Regions from separate parts of the Homo sapiens genome. Here region 2 is linked to region 1. The links are chromatin loops, found by intact Hi-C in ENCODE. Cell type or tissue: mammary epithelial cell. All regions are shown on one strand. Links, peaks and the distances in the headings refer to the core of each region. The heading gives the core; the rest is flanking DNA.

Evidence for each region. A loop is a pair of places that touch in the nucleus more often than their neighbours do. Peaks named below come from ENCODE experiments on the same cell type or tissue, not always from the same donor. Only the 100,000 strongest peaks of a DNase experiment are listed, where the experiment ranks them.
Region 2: a loop joins it to region 1, with 2.1 times the contacts of the local background. A loop is called at or near these places in 5 of 110 quality-filtered maps.

Annotation. Positions count from the first base shown.
Region 1 is chr1:204,761,840-204,766,902 of GRCh38, forward strand. No RefSeq gene overlaps it. Among named protein-coding and RNA genes, the nearest start is that of NFASC, 64 kb to the right of the region's middle. In mammary epithelial cell, for the core only: a CTCF peak has its summit at 2,171 (motif pointing left); a DNase peak (open chromatin) is centred at 2,122.
Region 2 is chr1:204,685,627-204,690,141 of GRCh38, forward strand. LRRN2 (leucine rich repeat neuronal 2) reads right to left here and starts at 112. Exons shown (of 2, transcript NM_201630.2): 1 at 1-112. In mammary epithelial cell, for the core only: no CTCF peak of the experiment used is centred there; no DNase peak of the experiment used is centred there; H3K27me3 peaks cover 1,427 bases.

The DNA.
Region 1 (5,063 bases), core at 492-4,491:
TGCACAAGTTTGCTAAGCATGGGGGTGGAATGGGCCAGGTATGCCCGCATTCATCCTAGCTGTGGTTGATGGCAGAGTGGTCATCCAGTTGGAGACCCTCTGGAAACCAGGCCTACATTTGATGCTCTACTTTTATGCTCAGGGTCCTAGGACCCTCCCCATTCTTTGAGAAGTAGCAATCACTTACTGACAACACTGGCAGCTTCTCTGCTGAGCCCTTTGTAGGATAAAAGGTCGGGTCAACTTTTCTCCAGGAGCTGAAATTCTTTGTCCTCAGAGCACTGCTCCTGACCTGGCATCCCCTGCTGCCTTCACCCAGGACAGCAGACAGACTAGCCAGGATGATGCAAGCAGGGTATCCAAGCTACATTTAAGTTCAGGGAGATGGAGATACATCAAGGAGATGGAGTGTATTCATTGTCTATTGCCGCATATCTATTTACCCCCAAATTGAGTAGCTTAAGATAAAAATAAGGAACATACATAATAAAAAATAAATAAACACAGTGTGTGGGGGTCAGGAATCTAGGAGAGGCTTGGCAGGGCAGTTCAGGCTTGTAGTGTCTCAGGAGATTGCACTCCAGGTGTAGGCTGGGCTGCAGTCATCTGAAGGCTTGATTGGGGCTGGAGGAGCCACTTCCAAGGTGGCTTACTTATATAATGGGCGTGATGGTGCTGGCTGTTGGCAAGGAGACCCAGTTCCTCTCCTCATGGACCTCTTCGGAGGATGCTTGAGTGTCCTCATGACATGGTCACTGGCTTCCCCCAGGGTGAGAGACCCAGGAGAAAGAGATTCAGGCAGAGGCTATCCTTTTTATGATCTAGCCTCAGAAGTCACATGGCTTCACTTCCACCACATTCTATTCTTTAGAGAGAAGTCTGGCTCACATTCAAGGGGAGGAGAATAGGCTGCACCTTTTAAAGAAAAATGTATTTTAAAAGTTTGCAGAAAAATGTAAAAACCATAATATAGGGATTGGACCTTGGGAAGCCTGAGATGAAGCAGGCCAGAGGTAGAATCAGAAAGGAGACTTACAAACTTCACCCTCAAGCCTCTAGGACTTTAAAGACAACGGTGGAAAATTATGTTGGGTTGGGTTGTCACTGGAGGATCCTGTGATCTAATACAGAAATTTCCACATGCCAGGTGGCTCTGATGTTGTCTCAGTAAGGCCTCTATTTAGTTAATGCTAATGCTCCAAAGCCCCCAGATTACAAATTGGTATTGCTGTCGAGATCTATTGCTTTCTTACTAGAAGGTGGCTTCTTCTGGTATGGAAAGGGAAACTAAAGCCTGGAGAGGTTAAGCAATTTGACTTCTAGTCCTTTATTGAGGCACAGGCAGTGGTGGGGAGGGTCCTGAGTCAGGCAGTCTAACCACTGACCTCTATACCCCATCTCTCCAAACCACAGTATCTCTCTCCTGATGCTCTGAGAAGCTAGCATTTGTGGGAAACTTCCAATATGCCCACAGTGTGCTGAGTGCTTTTATGTCATTTTATTCTCCTAACCACCCACTATGGTAGGTATGGAATCCCCCATTTTACTGATGAGGAAACTGAGGCAATGTATAACAGGTATAAGTAGCCCAAGGTTATTCAGGCACTAATGTGTAAGGCTGTGATTCTAAGGCAGACTGACTGACTACAAAGCTAATGTTCTTAATCCCTAGATGCTCCCACCTTCCAAATGTCCTGGCTCCTAGAATTACATCTGTTCTACTCCCTCCATGGCTCCATGGAACCTGGACATCTCAATTTCCTCCCCAAAAGCTGGAGTTCTCCAAGATGCAGAAGCCAGAGGGCTGATGTTCCTGTGCAGGAAGAAGCAACGCCCAGGCCCACTGCCCCCACTCTCTCAGCAGATTCTCATTTTCAGAATCCTGGAAACCAGAGCTAGAAATCTGCCTCCCTCTGTTTACCCTGAGTTCCAATGTCACCAACCCCCTTAATTAATGCTAGGGTGCTGGGTCATGCATAGCACGGTCAGCTTGGTCTCCAGTTCTGGCAGCAGCTGCAGCCAAGGTCAAGAACAACGGGGGCTGGGTTAGCTCTTACTCATCCACCTAAATGCCACTGCCCACGCTCTCCGCTCTCGCCCCTCCCGCTGAGCAGTGGCTGCCAGGGCGGCAGGAAGTCCTTCTTCCTGGGCCTGGCGCCCTCCAGCGGTGGGCGCAGAGCACTAGGCTCCAAAACTAGGAAGCCGGCTCAGCCTGCAGCAGGGCAGCTTGGGCAGCTTCACACCTAAACCAGCCTCTAAACGGGCGCACCTGGACAAAACCCAGTAATTTAGAAAAGCCTGTGTTTCTAGACATCTCGCACTGCCAGCATTCTCCATGAGAAAGGAGCTAATAGGATCAACTTTTCCTATACGCTGGAGACTTAATGAGTCCCTCACCGACCCAAGGCTGACCTGTAATCTGACAGATGACCACGAAAAAGAGGCAATTTCAAGCCTAAAGAAAGGACCCCATTATGTTGACATTTAGGCATGAGTGTGGGTGGCATTGGGGCAGGAGTCCTATGTGCTGCTCAAATCCCACCGTAGAGTCAACTGGCAGTGTGGCCTCTGTCTGACACAGCTCAGGCTCTCCTGCTCCGAGGGAGTTTAGCAGAAGGTCCCTTACCCCACCCAGTTCTGCAGCCCCTCTGAGAAGTCACATAGCTGATGCCCATGGGGGCTGGCGGTGTGCCTTCTCACACCTCTCACATTGCCTGTGGTTCCAGGAGCCAGCTGCGTTTAGTCTGATCTCTGTTTGTGCCAGTTGTACTCTTTTGTAATCACATATTTTTAATTAAATACTATATAACTTGATGAAATACAAGTAAAAAGAATTGTTTCTTTAAAATTTTTTTATTTTAATTTTTGTGGCTACATAGTAGGTGTATATATTTATGGGGTACGTGAGATGTTTCGATACAGGCATGCAATGTGGAATAATCGCATCACATAAAATTGGGTATCCATCCCCTCAAGCATTTATCCTTTATATCACAGGCAATCCAGTTATACTCTTTTAGTTATTTAAAAATATACAATTAAATAATTACTGACAAGAATTGGGTCTATAAAATTAGTCTGAATACTTTGGAAAGAGCCTCTACAGGCAATTTATCTTTAAAAAAAAAGAGTAAAACGTTTTCTATTGAGGTGTGGTTGAATTGTCTGTAAAAGATTAGTGGGAGTAGCAGTGGGGGAGGGGAATTATAAAAATCCCAAGGACTCTGCATTCAGGTTGCTACACAAGTGTTTTCTTTCTTTTATATATATATAATACTTTAAGTTCTAGGGTACATGTGCACAACGTGCAGGTTTGTTACATATGTATACATGTGCCATGTTGGTGTGCTGCACCCATTAACTCGTCATTTACATTAGGTGTATCTCCTAATGCTATCCCTCCCTACACAAGCGTTTTCAAGTTGCTGGGTAGAATAAAAATGAATCTCAGCTGATGTATTATGGGTACAGTTTATGAAAGAAAGATGAGGGGAAGGAAAGTGCATCTATACTAACAAAAAGGTCACGGTCTGACATCAAGAAATTAGCAAATGCCCATTTATAATTTTCAAGGCAATGTTTAAGGTAGGCAATATTTTTTGCATATGTAGATGGCAGCCTGTGCTTACAGAGCCTAACGAGGGAAGAGGCCACGGCAACCCCAAAGTCTAATTAGAAAATCAATGCATCCAGCCCTAACTGACAACGCTAATCATCTCTTTGAACTAAAGTGTCCTAGCTGCACTAGAATCATTAGAGCCTGTCAGCAAAAGATAAGAGTTTAAGATTTCCGCAAGGAAACAGGGTTTTTTACTCAGCAGACCTGGACTTAATCAATATTTCCAATATCATGACCCACGACCTTCCTCCAATTAACAAATGCTTATGCTTGGTAATAGACTTCACACTCTGGACTCCTGATGGCTTTGCCTGCTGTGAGGCTGCATCCCTCTGGACCTGCATGGCCATCTTGGTGCCTACAACTGAGTAGTGCAATGAGGTTGGAAGAAAACTTTACCAGGGAACCTGCTTTTACTGTAAATTCTTGACCACAGCCCTCAGATTGGCATCCAATACTGCCTGGTAATTGCATTATGTTTGTTTTCTGGGGAAAAGTTTAGCACTGTAGGAGATGACTATTTGATACCTTTTCTTCTCACTCCAAGCTTCTCACCTCTGTTCCTTCACTGCTTACTCTCCTGGAACAAGAGAAGCCATCTGACATGCACTGTCTCATCTTTCTCAAACTTTGTCCCTTTTCTCCACTCTTCGCTTTCTCTTGCCTTTCTGTTACAATCAAGAAAGTGCCATGAGGGCAGGGACCATGTCTGTGTTATCTTCAATACCTAGCCCAGTGCCTGGCACTTAGAGGGCTCTCAAAATTGATGAATGAACAATATGGCATCTGCTAATAATATGGCATGACTTATCAGGTCACTCAATTGTTTATGATCTTCGGGAGGAGAGGAGGGAAGACCATAGCACGTTGACTTCAGTATCCCAGATAATAAATAAAAATGGACTCAGTGCTGTCTTCATCATTTATGGATGCTGTACTCAGCTCGCCTTTCCAGGCTCACTCAAGCTTTATTTCATCTGTCACTGTGTTTGTGTGTGCTTCTCCCACAAGGCTGTGCTCTGTATGTCTGGATCCTCAGCATGTAGCAGTACAATGCTTGACACATACAGAGGTGGGGGCTCTGTGAAAGAGAGATGAATTGTTGAGTGTCCCCAAACCCTACAAGTCACTCTGGATTCCTTCTTTTGCTGCTCTTCTCACGTCCAATCCATGAGCAGACCCATTCACTTTTTATCTCTATGCAGGATCAGCACACTTTTTCTTATAGGCATGTGGAACATGGTCTCCATTGCAACTACTCAGCCCTACCATTATGGTATGAAAGCAGCCACAGACAACGTATCAATGAATGGGCATGGCTGTGTTCCAATAAAGCTCTATTTACAAAAACAGGTATGCGGTCCGGCGCAGTGGCTCATGCCTGTAGTTCCAGCTACTCAGGAGGCTGAGGCAGGTGGATGGCTTGAACTCAGGAGTTTGAAAC
Region 2 (4,515 bases), core at 1-4,000, 77 kb before region 1:
CGCAGGTGCCCGGAGCAGGCCCTCGCGGCGCCCGGCACCCCCTCCACGCGCGCCCCTCTTCCCGGCTTCGCGCTCGCCCTCCTCACTCGCTTCTCCGCCGCTCTCCCAACCTCCCCAGCCCACTCCGGTCGCCTCCTCCCAGTCTGCATGCCACGCCAACCCCCTCCAGTCCCGCTGCCATTTTAACTCCTGAGTGGCCAGAGGCCCCCTCTACCTAACGCACACACACCCGGGAGGAAGGAGTTGGGTGGGGCCAGACGCTAACGCTTGAGCTGTCCTTGTGCCTAGAGACACAAGGCTTGGCTGAGAGAAGGGGCACAGCCCTTGGGTCCGGGAAGAGAAGGGTTGGCTTCTCTCATACTGCCTCGGACCCTCTTGCAAAGGCCAGGAGACGAATGGGGAATTCAGCAGCTTTGTGAGGACAGGTGCAGCTCACAGTCACAGCATGCACCTAAGATCACATTTTTGCTTTGCATGGTGCTACCCTCCCGAAGTTAACAGTGGACTAAGGAATGTAGTGGGGTGGGTGAGAATTTGTCACTGGGCCCAGGCACCTCTCACCCTAAAGAATGGAGTGGAAGACCCCTTTAGTTGTCATGCTTTTCCAGCATTGCATCCTGAGCCGTGCAGCTCTAGCATTCTGGAAGATTCCGTCCTGGCTCTCAATGAAGGAGGTCAATTTCAGTCAGGAACTGGCAGGCCCAGTTAGGGGTTTGGCTTCAGGGTTCCCCACTCTGCCAGCTGGACATCATGAAGACTGGGGGAGGAAAGTAAGAAGGTGCCAAAGGTGGGTGCTAGGCTGCTGCCTGGTGGCTTAGAAAAGCTGGGTGACTGCCACTAGAGGAGGGCAAAGGCCCAATGCCCAACACCCATGCCTTGGTGGGGACTTCAGCCTGGACCACTCAGAACAGACATCACAAACTCGGCTCCATGGCAGGCCACACCCTACTGATGGGTCTGGACCAGAGCCTGCAGAACCAACAACAGGGGAATGGATGAGGTGGAGGCCAAGGTGTGGAGTCCTGTGAGGAGTGGCTTCCCTGGGCTGCCTGCCGTCATCCAGTGCTTGAGCTTCTGGCCCTGTCTTTTCCAAGGGTACAGCCAGTGGTGACTGCCATGCCTGGTGGCTTTTGTGAAGTTGGCTTGAAGGTCTGAGTTCTGTATGCACAGAGGGGATTCTCACCTTCATATATTGAATGAGCACATATTAAGTTCCCACTAAACCACCCCCATGTTCCCACTCTCCACCCCTGCTACGGAGCATAATGGCCTCAAGGAGCTCAGAGTGACAGGTTGGAACTATATGAAACCAATTTTAATATTTCAAGACGATGGAAGTGCCATAGAAATACAAAAAGAAACCACCTTAATGGACTAGCATTATTCACAAAAGGTTTAACGGAGGAGCTGAGTCTCCAACTGAGCCTAGTTGGAGGGATAGGATTTGAACTGGAAGAGAATATGGGGACCAGCAAAGGCAGGAAAGTGGAGACAAGCAGAGTAGAATGGGTTGTCTGGAGGGTAGGGGGCAAGGGAGGAAAATTATAGAGCTACTATTAGATGCCAGCCTTTTCTCATCTCTGTCATCTTAGACTCTGAGTTGACTAATATCCCCTTTTAACAGACCGGGGGATGGAGGCCCAGATCGTTTAAGGCAGTAGCCCAAAATCTGTAGGCAGAATGTGAGACCTCATTTTCACAGTGCGACAATGCCACATTGAGTATACAGGGTGGGAGCAGCTGATGAAGGGCCCGAATTGCCAGGCTCAGCAGTTTATCTGTGGACCCATCCTCAGGTGATTTGGGATGAAAGAGGCAGGAGGATGGGAGACTATTGAGGTAGCTGTTGCAGGAATCTAGGAGGAGGGGAGCAGTGAGAATAGAGTAAATGCATGGGCCTTTGTAAAGAAGACTTGGCAGAACTGTAAGACTGACTGATTGAAAGGGGTCAAAACTTGACTCCAAGCTTTTAGCCTGAGCATTTGAGTCCCTTGTCGAGTCACTGGAGCCACCTTTCCAGTCTAAGGGCCAATGTCAATGTAGACAGGATGATGGTGAAAAGGAGGACATTTTAGGAGTCCTTTACCAACTGCACGACCGGAGAGAGCACTCATGTCAGCACCCCAGCTTCCCAATAACTATGCATACTCAAGTGTCTTATCTCCTAACCAGAGGGTAAGCTTCTGGAGCCTATGACTGTCTTACACCTTAATAAGATAAGACCAGTCCTTTATAGTAGATGTCCAATAACTGATTATTGAAATAATAAATGGGATAAATGCAAGTAACGTTCACTAAGTGGTTGATCCTGAGTGGCAAAGCCTGTGAGATGTACTAGATGAGGCATAAGGGAATTTCATCAGCTGTGAGAAGAAAATAGGGGAAGGCTTATCTTGAGCTGACTCCAAATGTCTTAGAACCCAATGAGATTGGAGAAAGAGTGTAGCTTTTAGAGCTGGAAAGATTTGGATTTGGAACTCTACTTGTCCATTTACTCTGTCTTGCTTCAGGCAAAGTATTGAACTTCCCCAGCTCTGATTCTTTCCTGAGTAACGATATTAATTCAAGTAATAGCAGTTAACATTTATTGAGCACCTACTACATGCAAGGCAAGGTGCTAGCACATTTATGCATCATCTCATCAAAAATTTGACCAATACTAGGACTCTAGTGATAGGAGAAAAACAAGGTTCAGTGTTTACCTAACCAGTATGTAACAGAGCTAAGACGGGAATCCAGGGTCCTCAAATGACAGAGTCCAAACACCAAGCCAAGTCTCCCTAGCACTTCTTTAGGATGAAGATAGCAATAATGGAATGGATTCATACTTATAGGTTGCTGTGAGATGTTACAGGGACTATATGGCTGGCATGAGCACAGTGGCTGGTGCATGGTATGTGGTTGACATTTTTCTCCCAACCCTGCTCCCATTGCTGCCATTCTGAGTCTCATACTTTCCTGGGAAAAGCTGCCCCAATTCACAGTCCTTTGGAAGCTCTTAGGTAATTACCCAGAGGATTTAATGGCCCTGTTATTGACCTTTCACCCTCCAAATTTAATTTCTGGGCTTGGCCATGCATTATTTCCCACCAGGAAGCCTGGAACTCCGTGACATCAGAGTGTCTTGGGAGAGGGATGCAGGGATTACATGCTGCTAGAAATGATCCTTAGCTCAATTCCAGGTGGCTCTCTCATATAGGGGTCAGGATATGGAACTGGTGGGGATGCTGTTTGTGTGGTGGGGGCTGTGAGGAGAGGATGGCTCCTACTGGTGCCTGGCACATGAGCCGAATCAGAGAAGGGAGGCCTGGGATGTGGCATGGGTCACTGAGGGTCCCTCAGTGGACCCTCCACACACACGACACTGTGTGTTGTGTGCAGCCTCTGCTCAGCCTCCTTGGGAGATATGGGGTGGGGTCTGGGGAGTCAATGAGGACTGTTGTCCCCCACCAGTGACCCAACTAGGCAGAGAGTAAGGCACTAGAGCAGTGGACCTTGGAATCACCTGGAGAGTGTGGGCCAATGCAGGTGCTGAGGTCCTACCCCAGAGTCAGATTCTGTAGTTCTCAGAGTCTGCATTTCAGATAAACCATCCAGGGGATTCTGATTCAGGTGGTTGGATGACCTCACTGTGAGACAGACTGGCCTGGGGGTGCCCATTGCTCTCTGACCGTCCCCTGCCCGGGCTCCCCATGTGCAGAGCCTTGTTCTCTGGGCTATTAGAGAACAAGTGAAGGCAGAGGCAGAGGCAGAGGTGAAGGGAATGAAGCTCAAGTTTTAGGGCTTCTCGACTTGCAGGATGGTGGGGAGAGGGTGGGCTATGAAAGCTGGGAACTGTAGAGTGTCCTAGGTGAAGAGGGGAAGCCAGTTTACGAACAGGAAGCATTTTTATGTAAGGATTTCTGGTAAATGGAATGAAGAAATGTCAGGAGAAAGGGACCCTGAATGTCCAAGGCTCATGTAAATTGTTATCTTCTTGCTGGCCGTAAGTAAATATCACTGTTGTACCTAATTTTGTATTTGGAATTTTGCGGGTTTTTTCTTAAGACGGCCCCACAGAACTGGGATCTTCCCTGACCCCTGCCCTCAGGGAGCTCCCAGGATCCACAGACACCCTTGGAACACAGAAAACCGCAAAGGCAGAGAGACACACGTTGCAGATGGCAGAGCTGTGTGGAACTGCAGGGAGTCTTCAAATTTATCTTGGGTTATATTCCTGGAAAAGGCACTGCAGGTAAAAATGATGTAGGTTGAACCTGTTTTTGCCCAGAAACAATGTGATCATAAAAATTACATTCCTCACCAATGTCCCGGTGCCCAACTTTTTATAGGCATAAGCACAAACACCACAGACACCATATTTAATCAACCATAAATGATACACCTCTACTCTGTTTTTTTTTTAAGATGGAGTCTCGCTCTGCCACCCATGCTGGAGTACAGTGGCAAGATCTTGGTTCACTACAACCTCCACCTCCCAGTTTCAAGCGATTTTCCTGCCTCAGCCTCTCGAAT